Regions from separate parts of the Homo sapiens genome. Here region 1 is linked to region 2. Evidence: chromatin contacts called from ENCODE Hi-C or POLR2A ChIA-PET data. All regions are on one chromosome and are shown on one strand. Each heading gives the region's core, a stretch centred on a gene start or an enhancer-like site at or near the end of the contact. The rest is flanking DNA. Distances are from core to core; before and after follow the strand shown.

The links. Hi-C counts contacts between places; a loop is a spot of excess contacts on that map. ChIA-PET counts read pairs that join two places held with the same protein, here RNA polymerase II (POLR2A). Pooled maps may share reads with other maps.
Region 1: a loop to region 2 is called in a map of heart right ventricle, with 2.9 times the contacts of the local background. The contact joins two enhancer-like sites. A Hi-C loop is called at or near these places in 2 of 168 maps with a recorded cell type or tissue (adrenal gland and heart right ventricle) and 3 of 50 pooled maps. POLR2A ChIA-PET finds 5 or more read pairs at or near these places in 3 of 52 experiments (WTC11 and activated T-cell).

Annotation. Positions count from the first base shown.
Region 1 is chr17:46,868,535-46,872,051 of GRCh38, forward strand. All of the region lies in intron 1 of WNT9B (Wnt family member 9B), which reads left to right. It also overlaps a transcript of LRRC37A2 not described here. Among named protein-coding and RNA genes, the nearest start is that of WNT9B, 19 kb to the left of the region's middle. Within about 2 kb of position 2,062, at least 3 of the 41 ENCODE cell types and tissues checked have a DNase peak (open chromatin) inside an H3K27ac peak, as active enhancers do.
Region 2 is chr17:46,990,477-46,994,107 of GRCh38, forward strand. The region is part of intron 7 of LOC101927060 (a long non-coding RNA gene); the gene reads right to left. It also overlaps a transcript of LRRC37A2 not described here. Among named protein-coding and RNA genes, the nearest start is that of RPRML, 13 kb to the left of the region's middle. Within about 2 kb of position 1,300, at least 2 of the 41 ENCODE cell types and tissues checked have a DNase peak (open chromatin) inside an H3K27ac peak, as active enhancers do.

The DNA of each region.
Region 1 (3,517 bases), core at 812-3,311, 120 kb before region 2:
GCAGTGAGCCGAAATCTCAGCACTGCACTCCAGCCTGGGTGATGGAGTGAGACTCGATTAAAAAACAAAACAAAACAAAACAAAACAAAAACACCAAAATAAACACATTTTTCTGGGTTCATAAGACTAAGGAAGCCCACTTGAATTTCTCCAGTTGTCCATCTTACCCCCTTGGCACTCAGCTAACTGTGGGTAATTGAGATTTCACAGAGGGACCCAGTGAGTGGTGTCTGCAGGGCTGGGATGCCAAACAGTATGACTTCTTCCAGGGGATGACGTTGTTCCTGCTGACCTCTGAGCAGGCTGAAGCCTGCCACACCCAGAATTATTCTGGGGTCTAGGAAGATACCTTCCCAGCAGAAGCCATGGGCTGAGCATGTGTCGGATAATTCACTGTTGAGGAAAATAGATGGTCATTTTCTAAATATGATGTCATGGTACTATTTCTTCAAAGGAAATACGATCCCAAACTGCAACACAGAAAATAAACAGAGGGAAACTGGGTCTTTGAGGCCTCCCAGGCTGTCTTCATGGGCCCTGTGGGGTTCCCGAGGCAGTGCCAGGGAGCCTTCTTTGAGAGCAGCCCTGGGCAGACCAGGGCCCGGTGTGGCCTGAGGCCTCTGTGCGGTTGGCTACCTTTCCTGGTCATTAATCGCTACTAAGTGTCATTACCACTAATAAAATTAACCGACTTGATACTGGACTCTCTGAGCCATCAATCTCAGGGTCCATTAGATGAAATTTAAAAAACAGATGCCTCTGGGGTGGGGCCTGAGGATTTGCATTCCACAGAGCTCCAAGGCAACACTGGCCATGCAGAGCTGGGCACCGTTTGAGACCCATTGCTCCCTCCAGGGTCTCTTCCCCTGGGCATCGCGGACATTGTGGTTGGAGTGGAGCCGTTCTGGGCACTGCAGAGTGCTGGGCAGCGTCCCTGGTCTCCACCCACTCCATGCCAGAAGCACCAAAAACGAAAACAAAAATGAACAAACCAACAAAAACCAGATGCCTGTTGAATGAGTGGAGGGGTTTGCTGGGTCTGGCTCCCAAGTGCAGCCTAGGGAATTCTGGCACTCTTCACATGTCAGAGGTCATAATCAAGGATGATGCATTTAGTTAGACAAACCAACTTTGAGCCTTCGCTCCACACTACATGGGAGTCCCAGACAAGAACACAGCTTGGGCAGGGTGCAGTGGCTCACGTCTGTAATTCCAGCACTCTGGGAGGCTGAGGCGGGCAGGTCACTTGAAGTCAGGAGTTCGAAACCAGCCTGGCTAACATGGTGAAACCCCGTCTCTACTAAAAATATGAAAATTAGCCAGGGATGGTGGCGCACACCTGTAGTCCCAGCTACTCGGGAGGCTGAGGCAGGAGAATTGCTTGAACCCGGGAAGTGGAGGTTACAGTGAGCTGAGATCACACCACTGCACTCTAGCCTGGACCACATAGCAAGACTGTCTCAAAAAAAAAAATGTTATATATCATGTCATATCATATGACATATACTGTAGCTATAATGATATAATAATCATAGCTATTATTCTTAAAATGGCATTTGAGGCAGGTCTTGAAGGATATGCAGCTTCATTGGCCAAAATTTCCATCACTCCCTGCTTGCTCTCCCCTCTGTCAATCAGTTGCTATCAGGGAGGTCCAGTTTCTGAAACACAGGAATTGTGTGAGCAGAAGTCGCCACTCACACCAGCCCTCGGTGTGAGAAGGAGGACATTTGAGGGCAAGGTAGCTGCAGCCCCCAAGCTGCCCTCCACACTGGAAGCCAGTCAAGGCGTGGCCTCCTCAGCTGGAGTTGACATCCAGTTCTTCTCTGGACCTGCCAAGGGTCAAACTCTGAGGATTTCCTGCCAGGCTGCAGGGAGGGGTTTGGGTGTAGACCTGGTGGACTGGAAAATTACCCATTTGCCCCCAGATTAATGATTAACGGGTCCCTGCCCTCACCCTGTCTGGGAGAGGAGCCCAGGGCCAGGCTAGGCCAACGGGAGCCCGATAGCATCTGTCTCTGCTCGGAGGTTTCGGAGATATGCTCCATGATGGGTTGACTGCACCTGATGGGTGTGGAATCTACAGGTGATTTCTGAGGGCACCTGGGGCCTGGCCAGGCCGCATACCCTCTGGTGAGGCTTCCAACTTCTGGGGCATACAGAGAGGGCATGGCCTCCAGCCAGATGTCCTGGCTAAGGCAGGTGACTCCAAAGAGGAGAGCTGTGCCCTTGGCTCAGAGGAACATGGGCTTCTCTGACCACTCCTGGCTTGACCACAGGACTTACCTTGGCCAGTGGCACATGAGCAACAGTGGCAAGTGCCACATCCAAGCAGGAGCTCTAAGAGACATTGCCTGCTTCCACCTTTGCTTTTTTTTTTTTTTTTTTTTTTTTGAGATAGGGTCTTGCTCTGTTTCCCAGGCTGGAGTGCAGTGATGCGATCTCAGCTCACTGCAGCCTCCACCTCCCGAGCTCAAGCTATCCTTCCACCTCAGCCTCCCAAGTAGCTGGGACTACAGGTGTGTGCCACCATGCCCACATAATTTTTCTATTTTTAGTAGAGACAGGGTTTTGCTGTCACACAGGCTGCTCTCAAACTCCTGGACTCAAGCGATCCACCTGCTCAGCCTCCCAAAGTGTGGAATTACAGGTGTGAGCCACTGTGCCCAGCCCACCTTTGATCTTTTACCCTGGCTATGAGGCCAGGATATCCCAGAACAGGGTTACTTCTCTTGGGCTGGGTCCTGGAATGATGTATATTCCACCCACACTGGGGGCACCAGGATATAGGACAGCAAACATTTTGAACCAGCAGAGCCATCTCACAGAGAGCTTCTGGGAAGAGGGAAGACGAACTCTAATTCCAATTCCCACCCTGCTGCTGATCTGTTGTATGACCAGTCCAGTCACTGCCCCCTCGTAAATCCTTTGTTTCCTCATCTGGACAAAGGGGAGACTCTGCTTAGCTGGAGAGTAAAGCATCTTGCAAAATGAGGGAAGTTTGGGAAGCTCCAGCTAGCAGGAAGGTAGGCCTGCTTGTCCCAGGCACTGTGGTTAGTCCATTTCATATAATCCTCCCACCAACCCTAGGAGGTAGAGAAGATCACTCTGCCCAGTTTCCAGAAGGGAAAAAACCAAGGTGTCAAGATTGCATAGCTAGAACATCAGCCTTAGAATTTGGTAGCTTGGCTCCAGAATCGATGAACTTTCAATCTAGGAGAACAAGAAGTCTGGGATTGATGGCCTGATGGGAATTCAGCTCCTTCACCTTCATCTAACCATCCATCAGTCCTTCCTTCCTTCCCTTCTCTTTCCTTCCATCCCCTTCTCTCCCCAGGCATCTGTTTGTACCAGGCACCAGGTGGTCAGATGGTTGAAGGTCTATCTGGGAATTATGGAAACATGTTAGATTGGTACAGGATTACTTGGGCAGCAGCATAATGTAAGGGAGAGAGGGATGTCAGGGGACCTTGGCTGGGTGTCCGCTCAATGTCCACATCCCCTCTGCCTGCCCCCT
Region 2 (3,631 bases), core at 50-2,549:
TTGAAGGATCTTCCCCCAGTCGTTGTAAGGGGTAAGACAAGGGAAGGACATGGTTCACACCACACCAGGAACCAGTGTCCAGGGCATTCACCTGTCAAGGCCAGCTGGATGCAGGAAGGTGTTCACACTCATTTGAGTATTAGAAACACGTTTATTTCTCTCTTTCTGTAGGACAATTTGACAACACACACAAAATGCTTTTTTTTTTTCTTAAGATAGAGTCTTGTTATGTCGCCCAGGCTAGAGTGCAGTGGCACGATCTCGGCTCACTGCAACCTCCACCTCCTGGATTCAAGCAATTCTCATGCCTCAGCCTCCCAAGAAGCTGAGATTACAGGCATGCACCACCACACCCAGCTAATTTTCATATATTTGGTAGAGACAGGGTTTCACCATGTTGTCCAGGCTGATCTTGAACTCTTGGCCTCAAGCAATCCTCCCGCCTTGGCCTCCCAAAGTATTGGGATTACAGGTGTGAGCCACCACACCTGGCCACAGACTGCTTTTAAAAGGTTCAGGCCCTTTGCTCCAGCAATTCCACTTCCAGGAATTTATCCCATTGCAATGGTTTTCAAATTATGTTCCTGGTGGAACCGTGGGGTTCTACAGAGGTGCTTTGCTAGTTCTGCAAAACTTTGATTTGAATGTCACTGGTACTGAGGCTGATTTAAAACTATAGTCATCATCTTCTGAGATGTCATCTTGAGATGATGTCTAACTGGTCTAGAAGACCCCTAACTGGTCTTCTAAATACTGCATATTTGAATTTATAAAATATGCCAACAGAATGACTTCTTATCTGTTGCTTACATGAGCCTTATTAAGTTTCATTTAAAGAAGGGTCCTACTTCTAAAAAGAAACAGTATAGGCCAGGCACGGTGGTTCACGCCTGTAATCCCAGGACTTTGGGAGGCCGAGGTGGGTGGATCACCTGAGGTCAAGAGTTCGAGACCAGCCTGGCCAACATGGTGAAACCCCATCTCTATCAAAAATACAAAAAATTAGCCGGGTGTGGTGGTGCACCCCTGTAATCCCAGCTACTCAGGACGCTGAGGCAGGAGAATTGCTTGAACCCAGTGGGCTGAGATTGCACCATTGCACTCCAGCTTGGGCAACAAGAGCAAAACTCCATCTCAAAAAAATAAAATAAAATAAAATAAAATAAAATAAATAAACAGTATAAAACCACTGTCACAAGAAAATGATCATTTCATCCTAGAAGGTTTAGCTTCATGAAGATGTACTACACAATGTTTATACAGAGTTGGTTCAGTGAACCGTGGCTCACAGGCTGGATCTGGCCACCACCTGTTTTTCTAAATAAAGTCTGATTGAAACACAGCTATGTGCATTCATGTACACATGATCTGTGGCTGCTTTTTTGCCATAATGGCAGAATTCAGCAGTTGTAACAGAGAACTTGTGACCTGCAAAGGCCAAAACAAATACCACCTAGCTCTTTACAGAAAAAAGTTTGCTACTTCCTGGTTTATAATGATATAAAAATTGGAACCAAGCTAAATGTCCAAGAAAGTGGATTGATCAAATTACAACACATACCTTGCAAATGGAATGCAAGGCCCTTGTTGAAAAATAATGCTGGCTGGGCATGGTGGCTCATGCCTGTAATCCCAGCACTTTGGGAGGCTGAGGCGAGTGGATCACCTGAAGTCAGGGGTTTGAGACCAGCCTGGCCAACATGGCAAAAACCCCATCTCTACTAAATAAATAAATAAATAAATTAGCCAGGTGTAGTGGTACACACCTGTAATCCCAGCTATGTGGGAAGCCGAGGCAGGAGAATCACTTGAACCCGGGAAGTGGAGGTTGCAGTGAGCCGAGACTGTGCCACTGCACTCCAGCCTGGGCAACAGAGCAAGACTCCGTCTCGGGAAAAAAAAATGTTTTAGTTCAGCAGCTGTTAGGTTTGGCTGCGTACTGAAACTATCTGGGGGGTTTTTAAAAATTCCAAAGCTCAGGCCACTCCAGATGAATTAAATTTGACTCTAGGGGTGGAACCCAGGCATTGATATTTTTAAAGCTTCCCCAGGGGTTCTAATGCAGTGCCACTGTTGTAGAAGAATATTTAATGAGGCCAGGTGCGGTGGCTCATGCCTATTATCCTAGCACTTTGGGAGGCCGAGCTGGGAGGATCACCTGAGGTCAGGAGTTTGAGACCAGCCTGGCCAACATGGTAAAACCCCGTTTATACTAAAAATACAAAAATTAGCCAGGCATTGTGGTGGGCACCTGTAATCTCAGCTACTTAGGAGGCTGAGGCAGGAGAATCGTTTGAACCTGGGAGATAGAGTTTGCAGTGAGCTGAAATTGTGCCATTGCACTCCAGCCTGGGAGACAAGAGTGAAACTCCATCTCAAAAAAAAAAAAAAAAAAAAAAAAGAATATGTAGTGACACAGAAAGATGGCCACTATATATTATTAACTGAAGACAAAGAAGATTTTCTAACAATGTGTAGCATGTGACTCCTTTCTGGTAAGTTTCTATACACACATGCAAACAGACTCACATGTATGAAAATATATGCCCAAACTGACAGTGGCCATCTCTGTAGGCTGGGACTAGGAGAGATTTTGATTTTTTTTTTTTTTTTGCTTATCTGTATTTTTTAGATGTTCTACAATGAACATGGTATCTTATAATAAATGCAAAAAATAAAGTTGTCAATAGCTTAAAAAGCCATGTACTTTTTGTTTTAGGCAAAACTACAAAGAGGAGCATCTAATCAAACAACACATCCCCAGGTCACTCATGTGTGCAGCATGCCTTCAGGCATGCATCCCAACAGAGGCAGATCCCAGGCTCATGGGACAACAGGTTTTCCTTGGTGAGGAAGTCAGGCACTGCAGCCTCCAAGCCTCAGGCTCCTCAACTGTTAAAAAGGGATCAGTCTGCCTACCCCCAGGATTTAAGGCAGGCATGCATAGTGTCTGGCACATAGGAGGTGCTCAACAAAAGTTGCTTATTTCTCCATAAGCAGCTTTTAGCGTCACAGCCTGCAGCCAATCAGCTTCTTGCTGTTCTTGCCAAAGGAGGATTGGCTTTGCCAAAGCTGGGCCTGCCCAAGTTCATCCGCAGCCACTGGTCTCTGATGCTGTCCACCTTGGCTTGGAATCTCTGTTGCTCTTGGAATTTTTCTGTGTTCCCTAGAAGGACTGTGACCTCTCATCAACACAACCTGTATCCCCTACTCCCAGAATGGGTTCCATCTGCGTAGAGAAAGTGAGGGCTTCAAGTCTTCGTGGGGCTGCTCACTCTTAATAAAAACAACAGTGGCTGCCATGTATCAGAATTGCCCTACATGTGCCCGGGCTGACATCCTCTATCTCTCAGCCCCAACTCTGCAGGAATGTGAGAGTGTTCCCATTTCCCAGATGAGGCTCAGAGAGTTGAAGGAACTCCTTGAAGGTCACACAGCTGGTCCATGGCAGGTGCCACACTGCCTTCTTAGCTATGTTGGTTCCATCTTCTACTTCAAAAGACAGACATTCCCCAGTGGATTCTAATGTGCAGCCAGGTTTGAGAAGCATTGTTATGAAAGTAGTGGTTCTCAACATTGACTATACCGTGGAATCACCTGCACTGATTTACAAAAATGCTGGTGGGGGCTG